Regions from separate parts of the Mus musculus genome. Here region 2 is linked to region 1. Evidence: chromatin loops called from intact Hi-C (ENCODE). Cell type or tissue: left cerebral cortex. All regions are shown on one strand. Links, peaks and the distances in the headings refer to the core of each region. The heading gives the core; the rest is flanking DNA. Region 1 overlaps Gas7 (growth arrest specific 7). Region 2 holds the start of Glp2r (glucagon-like peptide 2 receptor).

Region 1 (15,470 bases), core at 5,069-13,068:
TAAACAGCCTTAGCCACTGAAGTTTAATAAATTCCCCGGGACTAGCGGCTTTCCCATGAAATGAAGTCAGCTGGCTGGGTGAGAGGTCTGGAGAAGGAGTCAGGGGTCTAGTTTAGAATGGTCATGGGGCTTAAGGGTCCAGATAATGAATTCTGTATCTCAGGGCCTTTGGAAGTCTCCAGGACTTGGGGAGATGCCTTCTGCTTGGTGCATCTCTTTGGAGCAGAGAGATGGCACGGTTTAGAGTTCACGCGGCGAGCCACAGTGGGGTACATGATCCAGAATCTACTAGAGAGAAGCCATGCCTCTGCAGTTGGCTAAGGGAGCCTTCTCAGTGTGGGGCTGCACCTGGGATGTCCCTGGACCCAAGTGGACCATCTGCGCCTGTCCTGGAGGCCAAGTGGCCTGAGAATCTAGTTTTCTTTCTTCGGTTACTAGCATATGTTTGTCACCTCAGCAGCAAACCAGGGTGTGCTGTGGAAGGGTTCTGGAGACAGTGATGGTCAGGCATCAGTATTTTATGCCTCCCTAAGACATGGAGCTGAGAACCACCATCCCATCTTAGGGAGGGCTGTAGCTTTGGGGCAGAGCTCTCTTCCACGCCTCCCCCCTCCCAAGTCTAACGACTCCTTCCTGTTGCAGCTCCTTGGGAGAGGCATGGGCCCAAGTAAAGAAGAGCCTGGCAGATGAGGCTGAAGTTCATCTCAAGTTCTCTGCCAAGGTAACCCTCCTGCTCCTCCAGGGTTAGACCAGGGCCAATAACTGGTTACCAGCTCTCTCTAGCTTATATTGCTCACCCTTTTCCGTGGTACCAAGCCCCTGAATGCAGCATTGAGAGGGGATGACCACAGCTCACTCAACATTAGACAGTGTCTCTATTGAACAGACAGTGTCAAAAATGACCAGACATTTGACCCAGAAGCAAAGATTAAAAACACAATGTAGGTGTTGAGAAATGATTGCTTTTTTAAGTTTTAGTCTAGGTTTCTGATAATTGATGCTTCATATGGTGTGAGTTTATTTCATGTCTTTTTAATCATGGCTGTTTTAACAAGCAGCTCACAGTGAGCTCCTAGGAGCCATGGGAGGCAGCCCTGGGGGTCTGTGTGGTAAGTGTAGACACCCCCTGCTCCACTGAGGTGATTCCCAGACTTTCTCTGTCAGTTTCATGGATAGGCACGGCAGTCAGCTCTGTGTCTGGGAGCACTGGGCTGTGGCCCGGGGAGGATGTTTTAAAACTGGTTCATTGCTGCAGACTTTCTGAACACCCCCTCCTTTCATCTGCTTCCAAAGACACTAGGACCAGACTGTTGTGAGTCCAGGCCTGACTCTGTCCTGTTCACGACAGTGGACACTGAACACCTTGTAGGATACGTAATAGATGCCTTCAGAAGAAACGAGAAATTTCAGCAGCAGTTCTCAACCCATGGGTCCCAACCCCTTGGGGGATAGAACAACCTTTTCACAATGTTGCCTACGACCATCAGAAGACACAGACATTCACCTCCCGACTCATAACGGTAGCAAATTACAGTTATGAAATAGCAGTGAAAATAACGTTATGGTTGGGGGTCACCAGGACATGAGGAACTGGATTACAGGACCACAGCACTAGGAAGGCTGAGAATCCCTGACACAGAGCCTGTGGCCATCTCCTCCTGGCCCCCAATCTTCCGGCTCTGCTTTGCCTCAGGATTTCCAAATGAACCTCTTTTCTCCTCTTAGCTTATATCTCCATATTTCCTCTCAGACTCTTACTTCCCTCTAAGTGAAAACCAAACTAAATGTCTCAGTGAAATAATTTGCACTGAATGTGTGTGACTGATAGGTTTGCCCAGCAACGTGCCCTCCTTTTAAAGGAAGAGAGGCCTTTGGGAGTGCCTCCCAGCATCTTGACCTGACCCTCTCTTCCCTCTCACCTCCTGTCACTGGCCATCCCACCACAGCAGCCCTGAGTACTACATAGTCTTGTGTCTGAACACCCTGGGCCCCTACGATTATCAGCTTTATCATTTGACAGTAGTATCTCACCAAGGCACTGTTCCCTCCTGAAGCTTCCACGATAGCTAGCCCTGTCTTTGCGGTGCTGTTCCCATGTGTCACTGCAATTCCACTGAATTGGGGCATTGGGGTCCCTCACACGCGCACTCTTGAAGGACAGAAATGTAGTGCTATCTAACCCTCGCTCTGTGATGGTGTAGTGACCGCCTCAAGGGCTGAGACCCTGGGTAGCTTTGCAGGGAACTGTGCTGCTCCTGGCTTCTGAAGGGTGTGAGTGCCAGAGACAGAGCTGGCATGGCCCCACCCCCACGCCCCCGGGGGGTGGGGAGTGACATTTCCCAGCCCACAAGAGCATGCTCACCCTCATACAGTCAAGCCCATCCCTGGCACATTGGCACAGGAGCCCCTGTGAGGAGAGAGCTCCCTGAACAGCCACTCTGCTGCTGCAGATGAAGCAGCGGGTTATTTTTAAGTTCATGAGTAGCTTCCCTCCAGGGCCTCCCTCCTCCTGTCCCAGCTCTCAGCAGAGATGTTTTTCCTGCCTGAGGTGGAGGCAGAGGCCGCCAACTAGAAGCAAGAGGCTCCAGCACTAGGGAAAGACCCTACCTAGCCAAGGAAGCTTCCGTCCTCGCAGCAAATACCAATGGTGGATGCAGGCTGATTAACCAAACTCTAGGACCATTTTATGCAAGGCTCACAGGCTCACAGACCCCAGCGCTAAGGACAGCTCATGGAGAAGGGGCACACTTTACACCATCAGCACTTGGAGAAGGGGCAAGCAAATACGGCAGACTTTACACCATCAGCACTCTACAGCTCTGGCCTGGGAGTGTTGGTGACTGCAAACTACCCCAGTAGCCTCCTAATGGTGGCACGCTGATTTCTTAAGAGGAAGGGGACCCTGAGGATTGATTCGTCAGCCTTGAAGAATATGATTCCCGAGGCACAAAACCCATTTTATGTCAGCTCCAAAAGGGTTTATTGAAATTCTTCTCCATCTGAATGTTCAGTGTCGGGGGGTAAAAGCCTTTTAAGAAACAGGATTGTACGGTAGACTCTCCAGCGTCCCCAGTCTCTCAGCTCAAGCCGGTGCTAATAGCAACAGCAATCACAAGAAAGGCGCTCCATCTTTTGGAAGGCAGTTAGAGCCGGCCCCAGGTGAAAGAGGGGAGCGTAGACACAGCCCTGCTGATAAACGGAAACCTGAAGCACGCAGTAGGGGCGTGTGTGCATGGGCAGATGTGTGGGCGAGAGGATGTGTGTGCGCCCCGTGCTGTCACTAACAGGCTTTGTGATCAAGGGTGGGTTACATGGCATCCCCACAGTTCCACTTCTTCATGTGTGAAATGAAGCGTTCCAACCAGGCTTTAATCTTGCCCAACTGTGACTGTAAGAGGCGTTTGTACGCGGTCACCAAGCACGTGCACATACCTGCCCACGTACCCACTCAGGGATACACATATATGTAACCAAAACAGATGCTTCGTGACACACTACTTTTACTCTGCCTAAAATGTACCCTAATAGTTTGTTCTTCTTAAGGTGGGTCTATTATCTCAAAAAGCCTCGACCTGACCCACTAAGCTGATTTCACAACTGCAGTCATTCACTTCTTGGAAACACCCGGACCAGACAGTCATGGGAATCACTTCCAATCTGGAAATTTTCTTTTTCTCTTCAGAAGAGAAGCTCCAGTAGGCCAGACCCTCTGGTATGGGCCAGACCAACCATACATCTCCAGAAACACTTTCAGGAAAGATCACTGATACCATGCATGGAGCCAAGGTTTCAGAGCTAAGAGTGAATCTTAAAAAAGGAAAGGAAGGAAGGAAGGAAGGAAGGAAGGAAGGAAGAAAGAAAGAAAGAAAGAAAGAAAGAAAGAAAGAAAGAAAGAAAGAAAGAAAGAAAGAAAGAGAAAGAAAGAAAGAAGAAAGAAAAGAAAAGAGAAGGGAGGGAAAGGGAAAAAGGGGAAAAGGGAAAAAGGGGAAAAGGGAAAAAGGGAAAAAGGGAAAGGGAAAGGGAAAGGGAAAGGGAAAAGGAAAGGAAAGGAAAGGAAAGGAAAGGAAAGGAAAGGAAAGGAAAAGGAAAAGGAAAGAGAAACTACCAAGCCAATGTTTTTAAAGAAAAAATGTTGGTTTTAAGAAGTCCTTGATATATGGGCTGGAGAAGTAGGTCAGTGCTAAAGCACTGGGTGTCTGGCTCACCAGAAGCCGGGGGCTCTCGCCCCTGTGTTAGCACAGCTCATGTCTTGACACTGACTATCCTCTCTCTGCCCTCCTTCACAGCTCCACAGCGAGGTGGAGAAACCCCTGATGAACTTCAGAGAGAACTTCAAGAAAGACATGAAAAAGTGCGACCACCACATCGCTGACCTCCGTAAGCAGCTGGCAAGCCGCTATGCCTCAGTGGAGAAGGTGAGAGGCCAGGGTGCCCAGCCGGGGGACAGCATGGGACTTCCAGGACAGGATAGGTATCACTTTGCCTCTGTACACTGGAGTGGGGTGGGGGGGAGGGTAGTCCAAGGAACTCGCATCCATCCATGTGGCAGGCAGTAGTCGCTACTCCAGGACACTTGGATGACTCTCCCAAGGGCAAGTGGGAGCAAGGAGATGCTGCAGGTGAAGTGGGAGCTGTAATGGGCACACAGGTCAAGGCATCCCCTCTTTATGTGGACACCAAGTCAGATGTGCCACAGCCACTCACATGGCTACTGTGTCTGGGCCTCACTCTCAGGTCTTCCCTGTACTAATCTCCCCTCCCAGATGCCCAAAGAATTACCTTCTTGTGGGTGCCCAAACCATGGGAGGCAGGGATGCAGATAGTCAGACTTGGAGGGACAGGGTGGCCTGATTTAGTGCTCTATAGAACAGGAGGGGCAAACCAAACAGGTACCCAAAACATTGCTACATCTCCAACAAAGGCTGAGTGGAGAATGGTGGTGGTGGTGGTGGTGGTGGTGGTGGTGGTGGTGGTGGTGGTGGTGGAGGAGGAGGAGGCGGTGCAGGCACTGGAAGGACTCAGGCTACAAGATAAGGGAGTTGGTAGTCACAGCCTGTTGAGCCCTGCCAGTAGGAAACTCAGTTGACCTTATGGTCCCTCCCAACCCTGAAAGACAGTGGGTTTTTGTTGTTGTTTTTTGTTTTGGTTTTTTAGATTTATTTATTATATTTATTTTATCTGTATACATGTTTTTGCTCAAATCTATGTCTGCACCATCTGCTTGCCTGGTGCTCTTTGAGATTAGAAGAAGGTCACCCACTCCTCTGGAACTGGAGTTACGGATGATTCGGGGCCACCACGTTGGTGCTGGGACTCAAGCTCTGTGTCAGCCCCAAGAACCAGTGTGTCCTTAACCAGCTGAGCCATCTCTCCACCTCAGAGACAGTGGTTTTAGGGTCATAGGATAGGCATATGCTCCAGAGGCAACATGGCCTCAGGGACTGACAGGTTGCACACAGATGTGGCTAGAAGTGGGCAGACAAGGAAAATCTAGCTAGGTGCCAGCCCTCTAGCTCCTCCACCCCAGGGTGCCATCATCACCCACACAAGCAGGGGAGATGAGATCAGGTAGGTGGGTGGCTGGACCCTGAAACCCGGCTGTAGCTTTATGAACAGCTTCTCTGGGATGGGCTGTTCCCCGCTCCAGGCCCGCAAAGCCCTCACAGAGCGGCAGAAAGACCTGGAGATGAAGACCCAGCAGCTGGAGATCAAGTTGAGCAACAAGACCGAGGAGGACATCAAGAAGGCACGGAGGAAGTCCACTCAGGCCGGTGAGCCCATTGTCCTGACTACACCAGCGCTGGGGGAGGGGTAGCTTTCCGGTGGCATGGTCTTTCCCAACTTCCCCTGTGTCTCCTCCCTGTACCATGTCCAGGGACCTCAAGGGAAGAGACAGGAAGCAGGCAAGCTACTTCGAGATCACACTGAGGGCTTCCTGCTATGGCCTTTGGGTTTTCCCAAGCCCTCTCTCTGGGTCCAGAGATTGACAGATTGATTGCTCCAGGCACCAAGAGCTTAGGACCCTATCCCTGTTTGAAGAGTGTAACCCCAAGCCCACCCATCCAACTTGCTCCACCTCCCCAGGGAGTTAGTGACACTGTGGAAGTGAGCTCCTGTGGGTAGTACAGAGGCCAACATTGGTTTTACTTATTTACTTATTTTTTATTGATTATTTTATTTATTTACATTTCAAATGTTATCCCCCTTCCCAATTTAACCTCTGCAAACCCCCATCCCATCCTCTCTCTTCCCCGCTTCTATGAGGGTGCTCCTCCACCCCCCACCCACCCATTCCTGCCTCACTGCCTTAGCATTCCCCTATGCTGGGGCATAGAGCCTTTACAGGATGAAGGGCCTCCCCTCCCTCCTATTGATGCCAGAATTTCCCCACATTGCTCCCATGAGCAGATTTCTGCTGCCACCTAGTGGTAACAATCAGCTGATACACAAGGCGGAAAGAGGGGCCCTTAGATACAAGAGATAGAACAAGTTTCTCAAAGATGCGAAGTCTCCACCACACAAGGGCAGCACATCAGCCTCTGGATTTAAGACTTGTGCAGTGAGGGCTGGGAGATCTTTAGATATCCTTCCTTCCTTTTAATTTCTGATAAGCCCGCTGCAGTCTGTGTCATCCTAGAACCGAGTCCACCCCCTTAGAGCATGTGAACTGGGGTAGAAATAAGTTGACAAACATTAGCTACATAGTAATACATCCTGGGTCCAGACACATTTTCATAAATGCCTCACATGTTTATTGTAAATCGGAAGGGGACTCTAATAGGGAAGACATGTATTCAAATTAGTTCATTAAAGTACAAAACAGAGCTATACAGCAACAGTAGTCTATGGCCACTGGTTTCATCCGTGCCCAAAAGTGTGCAGTGCTATTCACTAGAAATACCCCCCCCGAGCAATTTTCTGAATTCACATAAACAAGAACATATGATATTCTATCTTCAAGCTTCTTTTTCTATTCATAAGTCTTAGAAACGCCACCCCCCCCCATCTCATTCCCTCTTAAACCGCTTTATATATCCATTCATGTGGATTGGAAGGAACGCAGGACCTTACACCTACGAGACTTCTTTCATCATTCCTTGGGTAGATTTTGGAACCTTGTGATGGTTTCAGACTGTTTGCCTGGGACCAGAGATACTGAGTTTGTTATTAGAACTGTAACTCTCTGCATATGTAAGGCCAGATGCTCATATGGAGAGAAGGAAGATGCTGGGTCAGAAGATTTGATTCATTTCGTCAGATACTTCCAAATTGCTTTCCAGAGAGGGCTCCACAGCCCACACCTGTGAATACCTCTTCCTTGAATGCCTATCAGCACTACCTGTTATCAAACTTGAAATCACTGGTGCACTGGTAAAAAAAAAATAATAATAGGTTTTGCTATTACCTTGTACTTCTCTGTAAGAGGGTTGAGCATTCTGAAAACACACTCATGACTTTTCTTTTCTGCCTCCTCTCCCCCACCGGCTGAGGAATTCCAATTCTTCCTGATTTTCTTGGTGTCTCATTCTTAGTGATTGATTCACAGCTTGGGTAAGCGTTAGGGAGATTCACCGCTGGTCATCTGAATTGCAAGTGTTTTCCTATGGTTACCATTTGTCTTTTATATTTTTGTTCTCTGAAGAAGGAAGAGAAAAAGAGGTGTGTGTGTGTGTGTGTGTGTGTGTGTGTGTGTGTGTGTATAAAAGAGAGAGACTGTGTGTGTCTGTGTGAGAGTGTGTGTGAGAGAGAGAATGTGTGTCTGTATGTATGTGTGTGTGTCTGTGTGTGTATGTGTGTATGTATGTGTGTGTATATGTGTGTATCTGTGTATGTGTGTGTATTTGTGTGTGTTTGTGTGTGTTTGTGTGTGTATGTGTATGTAGCTGTATGTGTACGTATGAGAGTGTGTCTGTGTCTCTGTGTATGTGTGTGTGTGTATGTGTGAGAGTGTGTGTGTGTGTGTGTGTGTGTATAAGAGAGAGAGACTGTGTGTGTGTGTGTGTCTGTGTGAGAGTGTGTGTGAGAGAGAGAGTGTGTGTGTCTGTCTGTATGTATGTGTGTGTGTCTGTGTGTGTATGTATGTGTGTGTATATGTGTGTATCTATGTATGTGTGTGTATGTGTGTATGTGTGTGAGAGTGTGTGTGTGTATCTGTATGTGTATGTATGAGAGTGTGTCTGTGTGTCTGTGTATGTGTGTGTGTATGTGTGTATGTGTGAGAGTGTGTGTGTGTGTGTATAAGAGAGAGAGACTGTGTGTGTGTGTGTCTGTGTGAGAGTGTGTGTGAGAGAGAGAGAGAGTGTGTGTCTGTATGTATGTGTGTGTGTCTGTGTGTGTATGTGTGTATGTATGTGTGTGTATATGTGTGTATCTGTGTATGTGTGTGTGTCTGTGTGTGTATGTGTATGTATCTGTATGTGTATGTATGAGAGTGTGTTTGTGTGTCTGTGTATGTGTGTGTGTGTGTGTGAGTGTGTGTGTGTGTGTATAAGAGAGAGAGAGACTGTGTGTCTGTGTGAGAGTGTGTGTGTGAGAGAGAGTGTGTGTGTCTGTATGTATGTGTGTGTGTCTGTGTGTGTATGTGTGTATGTATGTGTGTGTGTCTGTGTGTGTATGTGTGTATGTATGTGTGTGTATATGTGTGTATCTGTGTATGTGTGTGTATGTCTGTGTGTCTGTGTGTGTATGTGTATGTAGCTGTATGTGTATGTATGAGAGTGTGTCTGTGTCTCTGTGTATGTGTGTGTGTGTGTGTATGTGTGAGAGAGTGTGTGTGTGTGTATAAGACAGAGAGACTGTGTGTGTGTGTGTGTGAGAGAGAGTGTGTGTGAGAGAGAGTGTGTGTGTCTGTATGTATGTGTGTGTCTATGTGTGTCTGTGTGTATGTATGTGCGTGTATATGTGTGTATCTGTGTATGTGTGTGTATGTGTGTGTGTCTGTGTGTGTATGTGTATGTATCTGTATGTGTATGTATGAGAGTGTGTCTGTGTCTCTGTGTATGTGTGTGTGTGTGTATGTGTGAGAGTGTGTGTGTGTATAAGAGAGAGAGACTGTGTGTGTGTGTCTGTGTGAGAGTGTGTGTGAGAGAGAGAGAGTGTGTGTCTGTATGTATGTGTGTGTGTCTGTGTGTGTATGTGTGTATGTATGTGTGTGTATATGTGTGTATCTGTGTATGTGTGTATGTGTGTGAGAGTGTGTGTGTGTGTGTGTGTGTGTGTGTGTAATTTACCTGGTTTCTGCTGAGGGTTCTCTCTACAGTGGCCTTGTTCTCTCTGTGGTGTCAGGGTTTGGGGAGGACGTACTTGGAGAGGCCTCCATCTGGAAGGCAGTGCTGACATCCCTTCCTCCTGTTCCTTTTCTACTCCTCCCTCACCTCTCACGATGCCACTGGGAGGAAGGATGTCTGGATCCTCCAGGGCTCTGACTTCAAGTCACCATCCCCACCGTGAGGAATGTCTTGCTGTCTGTCTAGTCTCTGCCTCTGTTCCAAGCACTTTGCACACGTGACTTCACGATGACTCTTTAAAGCTACAACTGTCATACCTGTCAGAAGAAGGACAGATTAGTTGCCATGCCCAAAGTCATTGCAGCCTATAGGGTGGATCTAGGCTGGCATCCCTGGCATTCTAGCTCCTGAATCCACCCTCTCAACAGGCACTTTGTGAAAGGATCCCGTCTCTGCTTCTCAGGCTGTCCTGGAAAAAGAAACACCCTTCCCCCACACCACTTTCAGGTGCAGCAGACATTCCTGAAACATGTTCTCAAATATAGGATGGACATATAGGGTACCAGGGGCCTCACAGTGTATGTTCACAGGGCAGCATGCTGGCTTCATCCTGGAGCAGGTGAGGTGGCGGTGGCGATACGGGGATAGAGACACATCTGTGCTCTTCCCTCTGGCTAATACTGCTACAACCAAAGGAGTAGTTGTTGACCTTAGGCAGGGATGAAATGAAGAAAACACGCAGCACATCTGTCCCCCAAGGTGCAGGGGTTATGGTATGGCTGTGAGGGCAGGGAATGGGAATTCTGAGGTGGTCTGGAGTCACATAGACAAGTCTCCCCGTTTTCCCCCAATTTGCCACCATAAGGTGCATGAGTAAGACTTATGTCAAAGGAGTGACTCTGAATCTATTTAAATGACTAAATTCAATTCTGAGAATTCCTAGAATATCCTGTAGATGGATTAGACTGAGTCACTTGACTCTGTGGGTTGGTGCACAGGCTTCTCCCAACATGAGCAGAAACCATGAGGCCCCACTCTCTCCAGGGCCACACCTACACAGGGCAGCATGGTTGGATGTCAGCACCTCTCACACATTCCTCACCACAGGTCTGGGAACAGTTGTTGTCTGGTTCAGCAGGTCCGGGGCACATCCTCAAGTCCTGCAGTTGCCACCAATTCCTAGGGTCACTTGATGCCATCAATGTGCCAACTGTGTTTTATGTGGCAAGGCTCTTGGTGCCAGAATCCTTACTAATAATATCTTATAGTCATCCCATAGTTTGTTTTTGTTCTAATTTCAAAAATGTTTGAGATACACATGTCATTGCAGAAAGTAGTACCATTAGCCATGGAGCCGTGGTGGTCGGTCGGGTGTTCAGACTGATGCTGTAAACAGAATGCTGCGTGAACACTTCCCTCTGTTTCAGCCTGACTCAGTTTCCCCAGGCTCCCACTTGTCTGCCCCTGCTCTAGTGCTTGGATTTCTACCAGTGTACTGCACAGTGAATGAGCCGTGACCACCAGGCTGTTGGGTTGGAATTCAGAATGCTCTCCCATTTCTATCCCTATCACTGGGGTACGTGTGTGTGTGTGTGTGTGTGTGTGTGTGTGTGTGTGTGTACACGGTGGGTAGTCTACCTGGGTCTTGCATATACAAGGCAGGCATTCTTACCACTTAGCTACATCCCTAAGTTACCCAGGCTGGCCTTGAACTTACAGTCCTGATGCCTCAGGCTCCTGAAGCACTGAGATTGCAGATGTACAGTATGGCACCCAGAGTCATGTGTAGTTTCTTGATGAGAAACCCCCTGCCTGCATTCTTGGAGCCATTGGTGGAGTTCAGATAGACGCGCTGAGGCTTGTCCCCTGTGGCTTGCCTCTTTCATCTACTTCCTTCTATTCTTCCCCACCCCCCTTCACACCCTGACTTTGCATTGACCATTGAAAGGAACAGCCATACCCATGGGCACAGACAGAAAAGGGCAGCCAAAGTGGAGGCAGGGTGGCATGTGACGGGGCATGATGGTGGCCGTTGGCTTTTCCCAGGAGATGACCTCATGCGCTGTGTGGACCTCTACAACCAGGCCCAGTCCAAGTGGTTTGAAGAGATGGTGACGACCACACTGGTATGTGATCAGAGATGCGTGTGCATGTGGTAAAGAGGCTAAGACACAGGCAGCCCTGGGCAGGGGACAGTGGTCATGGAAGGATGGGGGTGGGGTAACAACACAGATGGTCATTAGAGCCTTCCCAGCACTGGGGTCCAGCCCTCAATCTGTACCTGACCGTAAATTCGGGTCCCTGTGCTAGCTTGCCTTACTCTGTGAACTCTGCAAGAACCAGGTCTTACTCTGTTCTCCTTTGTCTGAGCCCTGAGAGAGGTCAGGGTCCACCAGGGAATTCCTCATCACAGAACCATGGCCCTGCTGGGATAAACAAAGAAGCAGTGGAAAGCTGACAGTCTGTTCCCAACACACACACACACACACACACACACACACACACACACCCTCGGGTCCTTGATAAAGGGGTCCTTATGAGACACCTGAATGGGGCAGCTGGGGACCTGAAGAGAGCCTGTAATGGAAGACCATGGTGGCAGAGCCTGCACATCATCCTGTGAATTCCTTATTAAGGATCTGTCATCTCTGCTTGTTGGCCAGAAAGTACCTGAGCAGGAGAGTAGGTACTTGGACCAGGTGGGAGAAGGGGACAGCATCAAGCCCAGTGTCCAAGGCAACCCCTACCTGTCCCTGCTAACTAGCTACCTTCTCCAGGTCCTAGCCCACCTAGGAAGATTAGCAGCCTCCTTCAGGGCCAGTGTCCTGGTTTTTCTCTCCTCTGTTAATCTTCTAATTAAGCCCCCTTCTTCACCTCATTTTCAGGTTAATCACCTGGCAGTGACCTAGTTACCCACAGAATAACAGCTTAATCCTCTAAAGTCACGGAACCACCTAGGAACCAAAGACAAGCCCTCTCCACTATTCCCCTTAACAGTGGCTACCACGTCCCCAGTCTGCTTTGCTCCCTGCCCAGTCTTCATTGCCCGCTCAGCACTAGGCCATGTGGAGAAGCCAGAGTGCTTGAGAGGCTGAGAGCTGCAGCACAGATTGCGTTATTCCATCACAGATGCAGCTTAAACGCAGCTCTTCCTATGGCTCCATGACACTTTGGGCCAATGGGGACAATCGTAGAACCTCTTTCTGAGTCCTAGTGGGGATAATCAGATACTCTGCTTGTGGGGAGTTCCACACTGATATGGCAGGGCCACGCCCATGACCTTCATCTTCACCCTAGAGACTGGCTCCTCCTTCATCAGAGTCTAGAGAGTCAGATGGGCTGGGGATCCACAGCCAGGGCCTTGTGAATAGGATACACAGCAGTCCAACACCTGCTTGGGGAGGTCCAACTGTTAGGGATATGCTCAGGGGACTCTGGTCTTTTCTTCCTCGGCAGGAACTGGAGCGGCTGGAGGTGGAGAGGGTGGAAATGATCCGACAACATCTGTGCCAGTACACACAGCTGCGGCACGAGACGGACATGTTCAACCAAAGCGTGAGTTCCCTACCTTTGCACTAAGGCTAGCCCGACAGCCTTGGAGTGATTATCCCAGGGCCCATAATATCCTAGAGCAGGTTCTCCTGGGGGCTACATCCAAGCACAGGGGGAAGAAAGGCTGCACTGGCTTGGTTTGGTTTTAGACTGGATCTAGCTAGGCCTTGAACATGTGATCTTCCTGCCTGTTTCCCCAATACTTGGGATCACAGTTTACATTTCATCCTGCTCTGCAATGGTTAAAACAACTAAGTACATACATTTGTCTCCCACGTGAATCTGCTTTAGAAAACAAACTAAATACACACCTGCTAAAGTGAGGGTGGGTGCCCAAGGGCAGTTCTATTTGCCCATGGAAGACAGATGGAGGAAGGGGTCATCTGTAGGACAGCCCGCCCTCTTCTCCAGGCCAGGGATCTACAGACTAGCTCTGCCTCTCAGCATTCTACACACTCTCATTCTCACCCCACCTCCATGGAGCCCTGGAACCTTCTAGAAAGGGTGATCTGAGGTGGCTCTCCAACTGCAGCAGCATGGGACACAGGAGACATTCCAGCTCAGCCGCCACCTCTGACCATGACCCTCCCTCTGTGCCCCCTTGCAGACAGTCGAGCCTGTGGACCAACTGCTGCGAAAAGTGGACCCAGCCAAAGACAGAGAGCTATGGGTCAGAGAGCACAAAACAGGCAACATCCGCCCAGTGGACATGGAGATCTAGAAGTGACTGTATGGTCCGGGGGGTTCCTGCTGAGGAGAGGGGCTGAGGGTCCCATGGAGAAGGGGCTGTATCTGCCCTATTACCTGCTAACCTATACACTGAGAAGGAAGAAAGGAGCCAGTGATTCCAGGAGGAGGAGGGCCCGGCCAGGGACTCCCCAGTATTTCCAGGCCATAATGGTGGACCCACAGCCCTGACTTCACCTAGAAGACTGAAGCCTCCCCCTCCAACTCCCATGCTGTGCGTGTCCCTCTGAGAACCAACTGAGGCTAGAACCCTAGGGTCCCTGCTGAGTTCCACAGGGGTGGCCATCACACACCTGTATCCCTGGTATCTAAGGCCTGTCCTCTAGTGCGATTGTCATCTCCAGGACTATGAAAGAGGGAGGGTGGCGGTGTCTCTGTCTGCAAACAGTGTCAGGATCAGAATCAAGGACAGGAGGCAAAGTGAAGTTCACACCCAGCACCCACAACCTTTATCAGTCCTCCCGACTCCCCACCCTTTTGCATTCTGGGAGCCCACATCTATTTTTTACACCCCCCCCCACAAGAGGGGTGGAGTTTCTTCCCAACCCAAATCTGGAGAGGTCAGAATGGAACTACCTCAGTTGGCACAAACAGATCATGGCTCCTATCAGTCTCAGATTCCAGATCTAGCATTCCAGATCTGAATTTCAGATTCAGATCAGGCATTGGCTGTAAAGTCTACCACGAAGTCCCAATCTACCCTTCCCTCAACCTCTTTCTCAAGGAGGAAACTCCCCACCTCACCCTGACAACCCTTGATGTTTCCCAAAGTCTTTAGACAGCTGTGTGCATGTTCAAAGACTTCAGGGGTGGAGTCTCACAAAGTCTTGTTTGACACATGCCCCCCCCCCCGCCCCTCAACACTGTCGCACCCTTGACCAGCACTCCTCTGTGCTGACTTCAGGCCCTGTGTGACAACAGTAAGAGCTGGGTTTTGTTATTCTCTAGAATGGCTCCAGCTGTGGGTGTGCACAATGAGGGAGGAACTGCTTTCCCCCTTACTGTCATTGGTCAGTGGAGCAGATTCTCATGGCTGTAGGTAGTTGCTACACAGGAAGCGAAGGAACTTTGGGGAGTCACAAGGTGAGTGGGTAGGGGGGTGAAGAATTCTAGCTGGAAACTTGTACGGGGGTGAGGGGGGACATTTTTTCTCATCTTTCCCACAGATGACTCTGTATTTGACCTGTCTATCTTCTCCAAGGGCAAAAATCCTCTAAATGCCACTCACATCTTTCAGTCTCACAATGCACATCACGGATAGCTTACTAATCTTGGACCTTCTGGCAGCCCATCCACAGAACCATCTCTCATGGTTGTTAGCAAGATGCCTAACACACTCAAGCAAACTAAGCACTGTCACTTTCCTTTCTGAACCATCTCAGCCAAAAAGGCCACCATGAGGACATCTCACCAACCTGTGCTCAGCATGAACTGTGACATCAGCCTTTGATAGTAGGACATTATTTCTTGATTTCCTTATTAAAAGAAAAAAATGGGTGCTAGTGGTAATTTGCTTTGTGGCTTAGCAACCTAGTTTGTGAGTGATGGTCAAGCTCCAAGTCTTGTCATACACAGGGGGTTGGGTATCACAGTGTAGCTCATGACTTTGTTCCCTCACCCCACCCCCAATCCAAAAGGTTCAGAGTCCCCCGAGATGACACTTCCTCCAGCATAACCCCAGTTGGCTGACGTGAGCCTATTCCATCTGAGGCCATTCTCTCTTTGGTTCCTTTCTAATCTATCCACACATGCCTTTCCCTTCTTTGATCCCCTCCCTTCCATTGTTCATTCATGAAGAGTTTTGTTAGAGACAAGCAATCTGTAATCCCTCACCTGAAGACCGCAGACTGCAGCTCTGTCATGCGAGGAAGCGCTCAAGTGTCCTGTGCGAACCCCTCGCCTCTTCCTGAGATAGACTTGGCTCTCCCTCTTGGATACTCTGCC
Region 2 (15,470 bases), core at 4,279-12,278, 94 kb after region 1:
TACTGAGCCCACTTCTGAACTGTCTCCTCAAGGAGAGATCCTGTAGTAACCTGAACACAGAAAAACATGGTCACAGCCAGGCATGGTGATGCACAGCTGGAATCCCAGCATTCAAGCGGCTCGGGCAGGACCATCATGAGTTCTAGGCCAGCCTGAGCTACGTGGTGAGACTCTGTAGTCTCACTCTGCAGATTCCCCAAAGAGAAGCATCTCAGTGTGCGGAGCCCAACAGTGTGACTAAGAAAGGGTGGGTGTGATTGGAACTGGTGCCACTGAGAGGACACATGCCTGCCTGAGGCCCTGGGATGTTTTTCTTTCTGACATTGACTGTCCTGTACATAGAACCTTGGAAATACTGCTCACACTTGGGGGCTTTCCAATAATTGAGTGTGTCTACTGGCCTCACTCTGTGAACCTAGACCTTTCCTTCCATTTACAAAGAGCCTTTCTCTTTGGCTGTTCAGTGGAGGCGTCTGCTGAAGCTCACTTTGTGTGTCAGGCTTTGTGCTGAGGGGGAAAGAGGGATGCGAAGATAAGCAGTGTGTCTCTAGCCAGTAAAAGGGATTCGTGACATGTTAAAGATATGACAGATGCAGCAGAAAGGGATGAGGAACCTCTGGAAAACTGGGGTGGGGTGGGGCATCCCCTTTAACACCATTTAAATTTAACTAAGCAAACGTAACCAGCCACTATCCCAAAAATAGTGACTCCCATCTGGAACCAATGGGGGGCGCTGTTTTGACCACCAAGTAGTTAAACTCATCTGCCCTCTCCCCTTCTCTGTTCAATGCCACCTCCCTCAACACCTTGGCAATCATAGCGAGGTCTGTGAGTTTCTTGTATGATTAGCCTAGAGCATCAACACACACATGCCCACAGATCTCTCTCTGTCTCTGTCTCTCTCTCTCTGACTCTGTCTCTGTCTCTGTCTCTCTCTCTGACTCTCTCTCTGTCTCTCTGTGTGTATGTCTCTCTCTCTGTGTCTCTCTGTGTGTCTCTCTCGGTCTCCTCTCTCACATACACACTCACACACACATCACACACACACACACACACATCTCACACACATATCATACACATACATCACATACATACACTCTCACACACACACATACATATCACTCTCATATACACATCTTACATATCTCCTCTCTCTCTCTCTCTCTCTCTCTCTCTCTCTCTCTCTCTAAAAGAGCTTGTGCCCATCACTAATGGTCCATAGGTTTCCAAAATGTCTCAATTCGTGGCACCTTTAACTATCTCAGTAATTTTCCAAGGCACTCCCAGACACCCCCACCCCCCAAAAAAAACCTAAGGTCCTGTTTATTAAGTAGATACGTCCAAACAGTTTGTAAATATTTATATCTTAACAACTTTGAATCTATCGGGCATTGCACAACTTCGAAAACTTTAGGATGGGATTAGACATCCCCACCTTCACTTCCTGTTCCGTTTTGTTCTGTTTGGTACTGGCTTTCTACGGAAGAACCTGTGGACAAACCACCAAGTTTTTCACAATGTAATAGTGAATTTAAGCAGACACAATGAGATGGAGCACAGCTATGAGGCTGGCCCTTGGGAGCGGGAGGCAGGGGATTCAAATGTTCAAGTCCAACATTAGCAACACTGTAAGTTCAAGGCCGGCCTGGGCTACATGAAACCCTGTCAATTAATTAAATTCAGGTCTTGGGACATAGTTCATCCTCACACTTGCCTGACATATGCAGGGCCCTGGTTCCATCCCAGCATTACAAAAACAGAATGAGACATAGATATCTTGAGCTAAGAATTTGCATGGTGTCTGGAAAGTGCCACAATCATTATACTTTCCTCCAAAAATTAATGTATCCCATAGCACCCGCTGAATTCACAGTGGTATACCTTGCACCTTGACACACAGTCTGGAGACTATGATATTAGCCAATAAGAAGGAAGCAAGAGGATACAGTAGCCAGCACTTATCTCTTCACTTCATCTTGCAATGAGCTTTGAATTTCTGCTAATAATGATCCCTTCTGAATTGGAACCCAGGAGGCATCAAGTAAGCTTACTAAGAGATTGTTTAATAAACAACAGGCTAATTGGTGCTTAAGTGACTCATTGTCTTTTTTTAAAAAAATAGCAGATAAACTAATAGCTAATCAATAAGTTTCCCAAATCCTCAAAGCTGTGATACTCTCCCTTGCATAAAGGGCTGTTTGTGCCCTGAGGGGGCCTTACTCAGTCCAGCCTAAAGAAGAGACTGAAATCAGTCTCTGAATTAAATTTCTAGCTCTCTTGTTCTTTACCAGGACTAATGATACTGGTGAAAGTTAAAAAGCAAACAAGCAAAACAAAATAGAACAAAACACCCAGTATCTGGAGTTGATAAAGAGCTTTGCAACACAAGCAGGAAGGCCTGAACTTGCACTCCCAAGACCCATGTAAAAAGCCAGGCATGGGGTACATGCCTGCAATCCCAGAATTAGGGCGGGGCACATGCCTATAATCCCAGAGTTAGGGAGGAGGAGTCAAGAGAAGCCCCATCCTCCAGCCCAGCTAGTATGAATCAGTGAGAGCCTGGACCAGTGAGAGACCCTGTCTCAAAAAACAAGATGGAGAACAACTGGAGAGGACACCGACATTGACCTCTGGCCTGAGCATGTGCACACACACGTGCACAAACACATACACAATAAACACATACAGTAGAAAACAAACTAGAGCCAAAAACTATTGAATTTGCTCGGCCCAGAGAAGCTAGAGAAATGCAGGCAGTCTTTCCAGGTACTTAGTTTAAAGACATCAGAAAGATGGGAGCCGAGTCTAAAGCCGGTCACAGCTGAGTTGCCAGTGTAATGGGGAGAGGGGATTCGTGGACAGGTCCAGCTTGACCTTCAATCCTCTTTCCCTTGCATAGGCAGCCTGGATCTGTGACCAACCTGACTGAGAAGAGATTAAGGTGGGAGGTGGGGAAGAGAGCCTTTATTGCTTCACTTACACAAATCTATCTTTCTTTGTTAGACCATGAATACACTGCAGAAAAAAGAAAGGGAAATTCAAGTAACCAAAACCAGGGGAAAGGGGGATCACAACCTTCATCCTCAGGGAGCACCTTCCCTTCCCTTCCCTTTCCTTCCCTTCCCTTCCCTTCCCTTCCCTTCCCTTCCCTCCCCTCCCCTCCCCTCCCCTCCCCTTCCCTTCCCTCCCTTCCCTTCCCTTCCCTTCCCTTCCCTTCCCTTCCCTTCCCTTCCCTTCCCTTCCCTTCCCTTCCCTTCCCTTCTCTTCTTTTCCCTTCCCTTCCAGACCCTTCCCTTCCCTTCCAGACCCTTCCCTTCCCTTCCAGACCCTTCTCTCCGCACATGCCTCATCTTACTTCTTTTCCTGTTCTGTTTTATTCTAGACCAAAAAAGGAAGCCATATTGTTCTTCAACCTTTATTTTTCCACCTAGAAGATGCATCCATTTCAAAATGTACTTAAAATTGCTTTATGGTTGCTTTAATTCAACACCCCTTTAACTGCTACACATAAGGCAGTGAACGAATGTGGTAGAATTTAATTTGTAAATCCTCCAGCATGGAACATCTAAGTTACATCCAAATGCTGCTAATAGGATATTGTGATGAAAATCCTCCAACCTCTGGGGCTGGGGTGGGGGCATGGGGGGGATGATGGGGGCAGGGTGGGGATGGGGTGAATCACAGTTGCTAGGTCAGGGAGTACACACATTTTTAAAGGTTTTTGACAATGCACTGCCAAGCTGTTTATCCTTGTCAATGAAAACAAAATTTAAGCCACGTACCCTTTCATACACCAACCAGCAATGCCTAAAATCAGCTTCTCCTAGAGCCTATAATAGTTTGTATTTCATGCAGAATAACATACATGGGTGAGGTATGGGTGTGAGCTAGCACCATTAGCCACTTGCGTTTAGAAACTAAAGTATCTCTGAGAATTTCTCATTAAGTGAATTTTATGAAGACTTCCTGCCAGCAACACACACGCCACAGTCATTTATATCCCCAGGCAGGGAACTCATGTCTGAGTGAACTTCATGAATGTCTACGAAAAGCCCAGCAATGTATAAACATCTAAAGACTCTGAGGTTAAAGTTGGATAATCAAAGGGAGATTCATCAGATTCACAGCCACATGCTGCAGAACAGACAGTGCCAGCATCTCTGTACACAGTCCAGGCGACAAGGGGCAAGGAGACCTCTCCCCCAACTGCATTATTGATATGGAAACACTAGAGTATAAGGGCCAAGTTAGGATTTGGTTGGCATTGTCAGCCAGCCTGAAGTACTGCAGATGCTCCTGGTATTATATATAAATATTCATATGTCAACGGCTCCCAAGAGGGTTAGAGAAGACAGAAGACAGGGCCACAGCCCGCTGAGTAGACAAGGTGGCTCCCAGCTCATGAGTTTACTTGAGAAGAGGCAATCATGGAACTCTCTGGAGCTTTTTGCCCATCTCTGAAATGGGTTCAGTAGCAATGTTCTTCTCGTGCTCTGACTGGGAGCATCCTACAGGATGATGTGTGGGGAGGCATCTTACAGTGAAATGGCCAGGGCTGAAGCTGGGCATTTTGTGTGTTGTGTGCTGGACAGTTGGACACATATGGCTAGACAGTGAACCAGGTGTAACAGTTAGCTGGACATGTTGGGTTTTTATAAGGATACCCAGAGACTGCAAGCAAAGGATGGACATTCTGCCAACTCTCCCTACAGTGGAACCGCCAGTATCAGTGGAAACGGCACACTGAGGTCACCTGCTCCTTGGGGAGCAGTTCCTCAAAAGAGTCTGCCACCACAGCCATATCCCCCAACACCACCAATTGTCCCCAAGTTGACAGTGCAGCCTGAGGGAGAATTTGGACTTGGAAGGTCAGCACCAATGTTTTCGGCCTGTCTAGTCTCTGGCAGAAAGGCTGGGAACAGGGACATTTATGAGATCTGACACCTCTGCCCTCCCTAGATGCAGAAAGGCAGGATTTTTTTTAAATTCTGAAGATGCAAATGAGGACTGAGAAGTGAAGGGGAATAATGACCATTTACCGAGATGAGTGACACTAGGGTCCTTCCCCACCACAACCCCGAAGAAATGAGACCCTGGAAAGGAAAGGAGTAGGCAAACGTGTAAACTTCTTGGATAAAAAGAAAGCAAGCTACTGAAAACCCTAACACAGAGGCATCACTTAAACACAGTTACACACATGTTACTACATCCAGAAAGCTCTCCCCTATCCTACAGTAGGACACACTGATGGATGTAGAGTAGTGTTAGTTAACCTGCATGGGCTCAGTTTCCTCCTCCATAAAATGGGGTTAACAAAGAACCTCCCTTGCAGGGCTGCTGGGAGCATAGAATGAGATCCTAGAAGCAGGGATGCATGATATCAAACTTAGAGCTACGTGGCTATTGGTGTGTTCGAGCTATTTATGTGCTTTAAAGTAGATTGCAAAATATCTGTAGTGTGAATATTCACTCTTTTAACTTGTATGTTAAGGTGAGGAAGTATCGGATGTGTAGCCCCAAATGTGAGTGAGGGTGAGCTCCAGCTGATGGACTCACTATAATTTGTAGCTTATGTTGATGTGCCTTTGGATCTGGTATCTTCCAATATTAGAGACTACAGAACACTATAAGAAAGTTTTTAAGTATTTGCAACAGGAACCTTGGAAAAGAGAAAAGAAAAAAGAAAGACAGAAATGTGTGGCTCAGAAATGCTGATATGGGAAGACGCTTCTAGAAGGATATAAAAGGAAGACCAGGACACGAATAATGTGTGCTTCATCATTTCGGCTGTGTAAAATAATGCACAGAAAAGAGAATTTTTTTAAAAATCAGCCAAAATATGAACAGTGAGCAGAATGCTACTGGGGTTGTGGTTGAGCCTCATTTTCTTAATATGGTTTTATTCTTCCCAAATTGCCTACACGGGGCCTAAATTGCTTCTACACTCAGAAAACATGCACAACTGATAATATTAACAAGACGAATGAGGAATAAAAATCTGTTCTTACTTGCTTGATGGAAACCAGCAGAAGCAGGGCGAGGAAGGGCGTCCCAGGGCCCCAGAGCCGACGCATCCCGTGGGAGTGGAGAGACTCAGGCCCCTGGGCCGCAGGGATGCCCACTGGCTGCGCCCGGGGCAGGGACGCCTCTCTGCATCTACTGGGCACTGCCGGGCTTGGTTGGGGCCTCGTCCTTCTGGCGCCCTTTCACAAGTGCAGGCACATCCCTCCAACACTCCAAGATGTACTGCAGGCGGTGGCCTCCTGCATTCCTCCTTGTCCAGAGAGGAAGTGTTTGCACAAGTCCTCTTCAGGCCGCCGACTGTCTGAGTTGCTCTACAGCGATCTACCGAATCTCCAAGTTTCTCATCCCCCGCCTGCCCCTCCTAAAATCTTGGGAGATTTTTCCCAGACCTACCCCCAAGACGTCTACGCTGCCTGGGACTTCCTCAGCAAGCCCAGAAGAAAAAGCAAGACATGGTTACCATTCCGAGGATTCTATTCTTACGCACACGACCAGATTGAGATTCGGATGGCTGGAGAGGATGGGCCCCCATGCCAGGTAGGCTTCTTTTAAGCCACGATTTCTTTCTAAAGCATCAAACTTTTCTAAACGGCACCAGCTCAGGGCTATCTCAGAGCTCCGTGGTTACTACTATGCCATAGTAACAAGATGAGTTTTCCTGTCTCAGAGACAACACCTCCAGACCCCAGGTCTGCAGCAAAAGCCTGTTCAGTGCCGAGAGTTGAGTTGCGTTTACACGGTAACAAAACAACGGGTAGGAAGCACGGAGGTTGGTGCCTTTCAATTGTCCACGTGTTCTGAGTGGGCCGTTGTGTTCTGAACACAGTGATGCTCTGGCCACCTGACAGATATTTTTATGGTATTCATGGCTACTTACTAACCAACACCCCACTTCAGTTTATGGTTACAAAACCTTCCACCCTCTGCCCTAGTTCACTTGAACCCATCAGTATCCTCCAAGGTACCATTACTTCTTCATCTGAGGGCTGAGAAATAGTGGGGTTCAAAGAGGCCAGGGTGTTTGTTCAAGGCTGCACAGCAAGCAAAAAGACAAAGCCAGGCCTTCCAGCCGAGTCACGTGACCACAGCTACCTGGTTAGGAACTATTCCTGTTAGCACTAGGGGTCTCAAAGAAAGCTCATGATCTCTAGCAGGCTCTTCTCTGTCTCTAAGGCTCTGCTTGCTGCCCACCCCCCCACACACACACACACACACTCCTCCTATCCCTGGCTGGCTCCCAGCTTTCTATCCAGTCTTTCCATTGAAGAACCAAGTGGAAGGTGAGAGACAAAATGTTAGAGTAGCAGTAGGCATAAAAGGCAGTTTTCCCTTCCCCTCTTTCTCCCTCCCTCCTTTTCCCCCTTCTTTTTTTTCCTTTCACATTTAAGTCAAACCATAGATCATTTCCATTAGCTGACCAAGCCCAGTGAATTCTGAACATTCACAGGGAAGCAGGTGAGTGCCGCTAGATAAAAATCCCTAAAAACCTTAAAACCCACACGTGGCAAGAATTCAAACCTTAATGATAAAAAGATCAGTCTGGAAATGGCTCCCAGATGGGCTTTTATGGTGGTGTGATTTCTACAGTCAATATGGTCATCTCTTTGGGACCACAGAGAATGGGAGGAAGTGGAGGGAGGGAAGAAAACATGTGTGTGTGTGTGTGTGTGTGTGTGTGTGTGTGTGTGTGTGTGTGTGTGTGTTTTGAATGTGGCTGTAAAGCTATTCTGTCCATATCAGTGGGGAGCTCCCGGGTCGCATGGTGGGGGAGAAAGCACCTGTTTTGTACAAATATTCCATCTTGCTTCTTGAAATGCTTCTAAAATTTTTTTTTTTTTCCTGATTTTCTTCCCCCTGAAAGGACTTGCCTTGGTCAGCTTCACGACCTGCTACCCGTTGGACGGATGCCATCTAGTGTCAAAATGCGGTAAACCTGTTTGTGAGAGCTGTATGTGGAGTACAGAACACAGGTCCTCCAGCCTCGCCAGCAGGGAAGAACAGATGGAGAGAGACAAACACAAATGTCACTGCATGCTTACATCTGGCCACCTCCAGGACTGCTCAGCACTTAATGAGGAGCCCGTGATCGGCTGGGGCCACATAGACTCTTTCCTCTCTCTGCTCCTTCCTGGCTTCAGGGTTATTGAATTTCTTATGTAAATTTTGACTTTTCCTGGAGTCTCTAATTGCCTTTTCTTTCCCCATCCTAAAAACAGTTTAGTTTTTGGTTTATTCCTGGAGACTAAATAAACAAAAGATAAATAAAAGATGAATTTCTTGGGAGGTTTCACACTCCTTCCCGACCCTACTCTAGACTTGGCTACCAAGGGGTGGAGCTTAGCCTTCTTCTCCCTAAAGGGTCTTCGACATTGCTACTCCTGCATAGGACCCATTCAGTGAGGATGTGGGTGATGGTCCAAGGGCTTTGACTGTCCTAGATGGTGCTAATTTCCACAGCCAATTGGGCACATGTCCCTTCCCACTCTGCACAATACATAGGCTTTGAAGCAAACTGCCCGAGTCTTGCTTCTCTCGGTCTCTGGGCTAAGCAACAGACCCAGAAATTTCCCCAAGCTTCCATGTTTCTTGTATCTTCAGTCTCATAGGCGGATCCCAACTTCTAACATTTACGTGTGCAGATAAAGGTTAGTGAGAGCACACATGGGCTACCCAACTGGATGGCGGGCTACGAGAGGACACAAGAGGCATTAGGAGAGTGGAGGGAAAGTACAGAAGAGCACGTGTGTCATGAAAGTCAAAAGGGGGTGCCTGGGGGTGGGAGAGAAGAAGGGGGTAGATGGGAAAGAAGCTGGGGGTGGGAAGGCAGAAGGAGGGGGAATGGGGAAGAAGAGGAGAGAGAAACAACACAGTACATTACATTTAAAATACCATTATGAAACCTAGTTATTTGTAAGCTAATAGTTTGTTTTTTTTTTTTAGAAAGCGAGCATTTCATGCTTCTGGAACCTACCACCAAGGGATCATCTTAGTTCCAAAAGAAAGAGTAGAGTTGGTGGGGGCCGGGGAGGCAGCATCAAGACACCAAGATAGTCTTGGCCTTCACTCAAAACCAACATCCTTCTCTACAATTGTCAAAGGAAGCAACCCAGGCATCAAGGGATAAGCAGAGAACCAAGGTGTACTGTCATAAACACAGGGGAATACTATTCCTCCTTGCAAAGAGTCAAGAGTTTTTGGCATATACCAAAGCAGGATGAGGTTTGAGGACATCTGTACTATGGAAAATAAAGTGGACGCTTAAGCACAAATAATGCAGTGTTGCTTTCCTATGAGGTTTCTTGTAGAATTCCAAGACAATAAGGACAGTGGAGGCTTCCAGGGCCTGGGAGGACAGGGAGTGGAGAGTTGTTTAATGGTGACAGAGCTTTGACTTTGCAAGCTGAAAGGAGTTTTGGAGATGGAGGTGAATGTTTCCAAGCAATGTGACCATGTCTACTGCCACTGAACCATACACTGGATGGTTACAGCGGTAAATGTTATGGTATACCTCTTTTACCACTGGCTTCTAAAATGGACCAATGTCCCCTGCACATACTCATCCCAGAGTGGATGGAAAGGCCCACTCCGAACCTCTTCCTAGGAGAATAGCTCTGGCCATGGTACTTACACAGATGCTATATGCTGGAATATACACAGGTTCCCGCCAGGGGACCAGGAAGAAGCTGTGTCAGGATGCCAGATGGCAGGGCTGGGGGTGGATACCGTGATACAGTAGAGAGGAGGGGGCCCCTCGCTCACGCTGGCACTGGGAGCTTCATTCTGCCATGGACAGGGCGAGGTGGCAGCGGATGCTGACCCTCCTCCCCATCTGCCTGGCCCTTGCCTTCTCCCTCACAGCCATGGGCAGCAGCCACTGGTGCGAGGGGATCCGACGAATGACAAAACCTCTATGCCAGGATCTCCTCGGGGGCTTGAACTGCATTCACTTCAGCCGGTCCAGCAGCAGCACGGGCAGTAAGCACGATGACAGCCAGGCTGTCCAGTACATCTGGGAGACAGGGGACGACAAGTTTATCCAACGCAGGTTCCATGCGGGGCTTTGGCAGTCCTGTGAGGAAAGCCTCAACAGCACAGGTGAGTGAGTCTGTGTGTCCCTGGGCCAACAGGAGCAGGATGGCCCTGAGAAGGGGCTCCAAGTCAGACTGCTTGGATCTGAATCTTGGGTCTGCCACGGACTGTCTATGTAATCTTAAGCAAGTCCTTTACCTCTGAGTCTCAATCTTCTCATCTATAAAATGGGAGCCATGGAGGTGCTTATGGAGAATGTGCCTGACGTACTCTTTATTAAGTACAAGTGTTCACCCACTTGCCGCTTGTCTCAGTTCCTCAAGAATCAAAGGTGGCCACTATCCTCCTCTAAGCTTCATCCCTAAGATTCCTTTCTCACTCTAAAAGTTGCTGTTGTTATTGTTGTTGTTGTTGTTGTTGTTGTTACTTGGGACGGGGTCTAACTTTGTAGCCTTGGCTGGCCTGGAATGTAGATCAGGCTGATCCCAAACTCACAAAGATAAATCTGCCTTCCAATGCTGGGATTAAAGGTGTGTGCCGCCATACACTGCTTTAAGTTTTTAATGTGTGTGTTTATGTACCTTAATTTTCAAAGTGCATGAGATTGTGTGTCTGTATGTGTGTCTCTGTACGCACAGAGACCAGAAGAAGGCATCAGATCCCCAGCATCTAGAGTTGCAGGCAGTTGTGAGACCCCTGACTTGTTCTGGAAACCAAAGCTAATGCCTATACAAGAAAGAGCAGCAAACTCTCTTCAACACTGAGCCATTACCCCAGTTCCTCCAATGCTGAGTCTCTCTTGTGCTTTTAATGCCTCTTGAAACAGAGGATTCTATTTCAAACAAACAAACAAACAAAAAAAGCAAACACACACACACACACACACACACACACACACACACAGCCCTTAGCATCATTAGATCACCTCCAGATCTGTCACAATCATGGCCCATAACAAGTTGCAGCCCTTATCTCAGTCTGTCCTTGAAACAGCCCTGTATGGTAGATGTCCTTCCCTCAGCTCTGAAGCAGGAGACTGGGACACGGAGAATTTGCACAGCAAGAAGCCTTGTCTTGAGTCAGTCAGCCCCAATTCATTAACATCTTCCAGACTTTGTTGATAGATGGTGGGGGCTTATAAAGTAAAAGGTGAGGGAAGAAGAGAGAGAAGATGGGGAGGTGGTACATAGAGCAGAGTTACCTCACAAAGAATAGAAGGCAGGAGTGCCAGCCCGTGCTGTTAGACAGGCTGGCTGAGCTCTATGCTCAGGGCTAGTGAGCTCCTCTGTTTTCACAGCAAAGGCCCCAAAGTGAAAAGGGGTGGCACCCCACTTACATCCTCAGACTTACATTTCTCATTCAGATGTTTATTTTACCACCCTTGTAGCATCTGAAAAATTGTTCTTGCAGCCTAAGTAAACTGCAATAAAACTCTGAGATATAGTATGACTACCTCCAACCCCATCCAAGCAGGCTCCTGAGAGCAAACGCATGCTCTACCTTAGCCTTTGCACTAAGAGTGATTCAGACACATCACTAATGCTAGGAAAGGGACCTCTCGAATTCTCTTCACTCTAGAGTACTAGTGTATAAAATACACTCTCTTGATACCCCCAACACCTTCCACCCACCCACAGTGACATTTGGCTTCTGATCCTGCCTCTTCTAGGATCGCCAAGATAGGCCCATATTTTCTGTTTGGGAACTGTAGGCACCACATCCATAAGCGAATAATGGCTTAAGAATGTCTGTTCTTTTTCCAAATCTGTTCCCCCAGCATCTGAGGTGGCTTCATCTATGTCCACAACTGAGCATAATGGCAGGGATTGGAATCACCTTGGAAGTTTGTAAGCCTTCAGGCACCAAGCCCCAGAGGCTCTAACTCAATAGATGTAGACTAGAGTCTAGAAACCTGCTCTTTGTTTATTTGGTTGGTTGGTTGGAATTTTTGTTATTGTTTTGTTTTGCAGTTTAGCTAAGGTAATATTTACATAGAGATAAGAGTCACACATTCTGAAAGGCTTAGAGATAAAACCACCATTCTCTGTCCCTTCCTTCAGGGGAAACTTTCAATATGAAGGACAAACACAGATATCTTCATTTTAGACATTAACTATTGACTTTGTATTATAATTAATAAAACATATCACTCTGTGACAATACCCAAATAATGCCTGCCATCTTCTTGTCCAGCAATATCACTGCTGTATTTAGTAAGCCACTAATTTCGACTAGATGTTGCTCATTCTGGCAACATACAGGGTGTTCTCAGTATATTTATTGTTTGTGCAGATTTTCCTCTCCCTGGAGTTCTAATTGCTGCTTCTGTTCCCATCCTCAGAGTGTTGGCATTTCTTTTCCACTCAACTCTGTTCTCTCTAGAGTATGTATCTGTGTTTCTAATTTCCTTCCCTGGTGATTATGGCAGACATCACAGCTAAAGAAACACACCCCAGGACACAGAAAAGCCCTCCAGATAGAAGAGAGTTGGAGGTATCATGGAGTATATTCACTAATGAGCATTTCCTTGCTGGTCATGAGGCTAGGGGGACCAGGGTTTAACAGAGAGGGAGCCCTAGTGCTGAGAGCTAAAAGCCACTGGAAAATATCTACTATAAAGGTAAAACAAGGAAGGGTGTGGTGGTGGATAAGACAGAAGCTCATCCATCCATGTTAGTGGACGAAGGAGATGCTACTTAGGTCTAGAGTCTTCATAAAGCAGGTGGCCATTGTATCAAGCCACCACATGTGCCTTAGTTTTAAATGTGTCTGTGTTTGTTATGGGCATGTTGAAGGGGTCTATGTGTGTCTGCGTATATGTGGAGACCAGAGGACAACCTCAGATGCCATCCTTGAGAATGACACCTGTTTTAAGTCAGGGTCTCTCATTGGCCCTGACCTCACTAATTAAGCAAAAATGGCTGGCCAGCAATCCACCCCAGGGTTCTCCAATCTCCACTCCCCCACCATTGGGACTGCAAGCTAACACCACCATGCCCATCTTTTAACTTGGGTTCTGAGGCTCGAACTCATGCTTTATCTGGGATTTTAACAGATGGAGATCAGGAGTCAGGATGCTCCAGGCAGACAGAAATGAGTTGACCTTGTCTGAAGCGGCCAAATCAGTCTTTGCCACTAGAACACAGGGCAAGGAACAGGAGAAAGCCTCGAGCTCGAGTGGCCATTTCCTGTCACTGGGGCAGCTGCTTCCCCCTTTTATGGGGGTTGGGGGGCAGTCTAACTGGAGAGCTCGGGCACTGCACTGGCATTGGCGTGCTATTTGTGATGTCTGAGTGGGGAGGGCCTTCAGTGGCGGCTGAGTTTGAGGATAGGATCAGGAAATTAGAGAGATGCAAGTTGCTTTCCCTCTGGAAAACATGGCCTCAGCTGGACTTAAGGAAAGGGAAGAGCTGGACTTTAAGGAGGCACAAAAGCAGGAATCAGCTGGCCATCTGCATGAGGTGTGTGTCCCTTAGTCACGGCAACACGAGGCTGGTACCTGGTACAAATTGTCCCTACGACTTAAGATAAAGTCGTTAGTCAGCTTATGTGCACGTAGTGGGGATGTCCTCATCCTAAAACAGGATCTGGGGGCAACATTAAGAGACTGCGTGAAGCTCTTTTGAACTCCTTCCTCTAGCACGGCGTTCTCAGCCTTCCCAGTGCTGCAACCCTTTAATACAGTTCCTCATGTTGCGTTGACCCCAACCATAAAATGATCTTCATTGCTCATCCATAACTGTAGTTTTGCTACTGTTGTGAATCACAATGTAGATACTTTTGGAGATAGTGGTTGAGAACCACTTTAGAGGCTTTATGGGACGCCCTCTTGACATTCCCGTCAACCCAGGGAACACACACACACACACACACACACACACCACACACACACACCACTTCCACTTGGATGGTACTAGAGGGCCTTTCCTACATCAGCTGGCGCACACTCTAAATTTTCAAGAAGACTAGTGTTCTTGGCAATTCACACACAGTCTTGAGTAGAAATTAAGGATGTGTTTCTTGGTTCCTTCCCAACTTTCACACTTCTGGTCTTGAGTTCAGGCTGGGAAGGACCTTTAACAAGGACCTCACTAGATGGCTCTAAACTCACTCCACAGGCATGTTCTCTAAAGAAAATAAACAATGAGAGTTTAAGAATGGAAATTATTGCATATTATATTTTTTTCTTAGAAACTCACAGTGTCTATTAGCATGTAAAATATCTCTGCCAAGTTCCACACACTCCCCCCCCCAAAAAAATTGATTAATATGACACATCTCAATGTTTCCCAAAATTCATTAGAGGTTTCTACATTCACATTTATTTATATTATTTATATGACAATTACAGAGAGAAACTGTTTTGTAGAAGTGCATGTACACCGTTGAAGGCTGTGTAGCTAGAGCCTGATGAACTTGGGCTTCTCCTGTCACCCTATAATCTAATAGCCATTGTGAGTGCTTTCTGCCCGTTTGTCTAAAGTTCCTCTGCTCACATCGCCCATACTTCTTGGTATAAGAAAGTTAAGGTTTCTAAATGTTACCACATTGCCATTGTTTTAAGACAGAAGGAAGAAATCCTCTCAGAAAAGAATCCACCTTCCCAGAACACATTATCCTCTCCATGTTTTGCAGGATGTACCAAAAGCAAAATTTTAGTGTTCAGTTTTTACTTGATATTAGAATTAATTAATACTTAACATATTAGAGGTTAAGTAAAAGCTAGATAATAGGAGTTACCAATTCCCTGCAACTTCATGGTGGCTCACGACCATCTGTAAGATGAGATGAGATGCCTTCTTCACACAGGTGCACATGCAGACAGAGAGCTCATACATTACAGGTAATAATCATGGACTGGAGAGATGGCTCAGCGGTTAAGAGCACAGACTGCTCTTCCAGAGGTCCTGAGTTCAATTCCCAGCAACCACATGGTGGCTCACAACCATCTGTAATGGGATCCGATGCCCTCTTCTGGTGTGTCTGAAGACAGCTACAGTGTACTCATCATATATATAAAATAAATAAATAAAGTCTTTTAAAAATAATAATCATAATAAATAAAAGCTATAAACGCAAAGAGCTCACAGGAGGTGGTAACAGGCATCTATGAATTTGGGATTGCCAGTGACCTTGAACTTCATGCCTTGGCCAAGGAGTCATCTCTTTGATTTCAACTCAGCATTGAGGTCAGGTCCTCTTGGGAGCTCAATATAGACAGATCCTTTGCTTTTACAAAGGGAGAGATTTGGATTTTTCAATCTCCCAGTTGAAAAATCTGTTTCGAGCTTTACAAAGGCCCCCAAAGGCCTGTTTGCGATAAGATACGGAACATCACACTGAATCACTGACTGCATCACAAACACCCAGGATTCAGGGCAGAAGAAAGGAAGGGTCCGAACAGAAATGAAGGAGAA

Evidence for each region. Hi-C counts contacts between places; a loop is a spot of excess contacts. Peaks named below come from ENCODE experiments on the same cell type or tissue, not always from the same donor. Only the 100,000 strongest peaks of a DNase experiment are listed, where the experiment ranks them.
Region 2: a loop joins it to region 1, with 1.9 times the contacts of the local background. A loop is called at or near these places in 2 of 42 quality-filtered maps.

What each region holds. Positions count from the first base shown.
Region 1 is chr11:67,669,952-67,685,421 of GRCm38, forward strand. Gas7 (growth arrest specific 7) reads left to right here. Exons shown (of 14, transcript NM_001109657.3): 9 at 643-721; 10 at 4,287-4,415; 11 at 5,648-5,771; 12 at 11,274-11,353; 13 at 12,684-12,782; 14 at 13,387-15,470. The coding sequence ends at 13,500. It also overlaps a transcript of Glp2r not described here. Among named protein-coding and RNA genes, the nearest start is that of Rcvrn, 18 kb to the right of the region's middle. In left cerebral cortex, for the core only: a CTCF peak has its summit at 6,438 (motif pointing left); DNase peaks (open chromatin) are centred at 6,423, 9,484, 9,620 and 10,179; H3K27ac peaks cover 3,383 bases.
Region 2 is chr11:67,764,799-67,780,268 of GRCm38, forward strand. It overlaps Glp2r (glucagon-like peptide 2 receptor), which reads right to left and starts at 6,355. Exons shown (of 13, transcript NM_175681.3): 1 at 6,009-6,355; 2 at 1-50. The coding sequence starts at 6,074. Gsg1l2 (GSG1-like 2) reads left to right here and starts at 9,810. Exons shown (of 5, transcript NM_001347057.1): 1 at 9,810-10,119. The coding sequence starts at 9,810. In left cerebral cortex, for the core only: a CTCF peak has its summit at 7,933 (motif pointing left); DNase peaks (open chromatin) are centred at 7,944 and 9,750.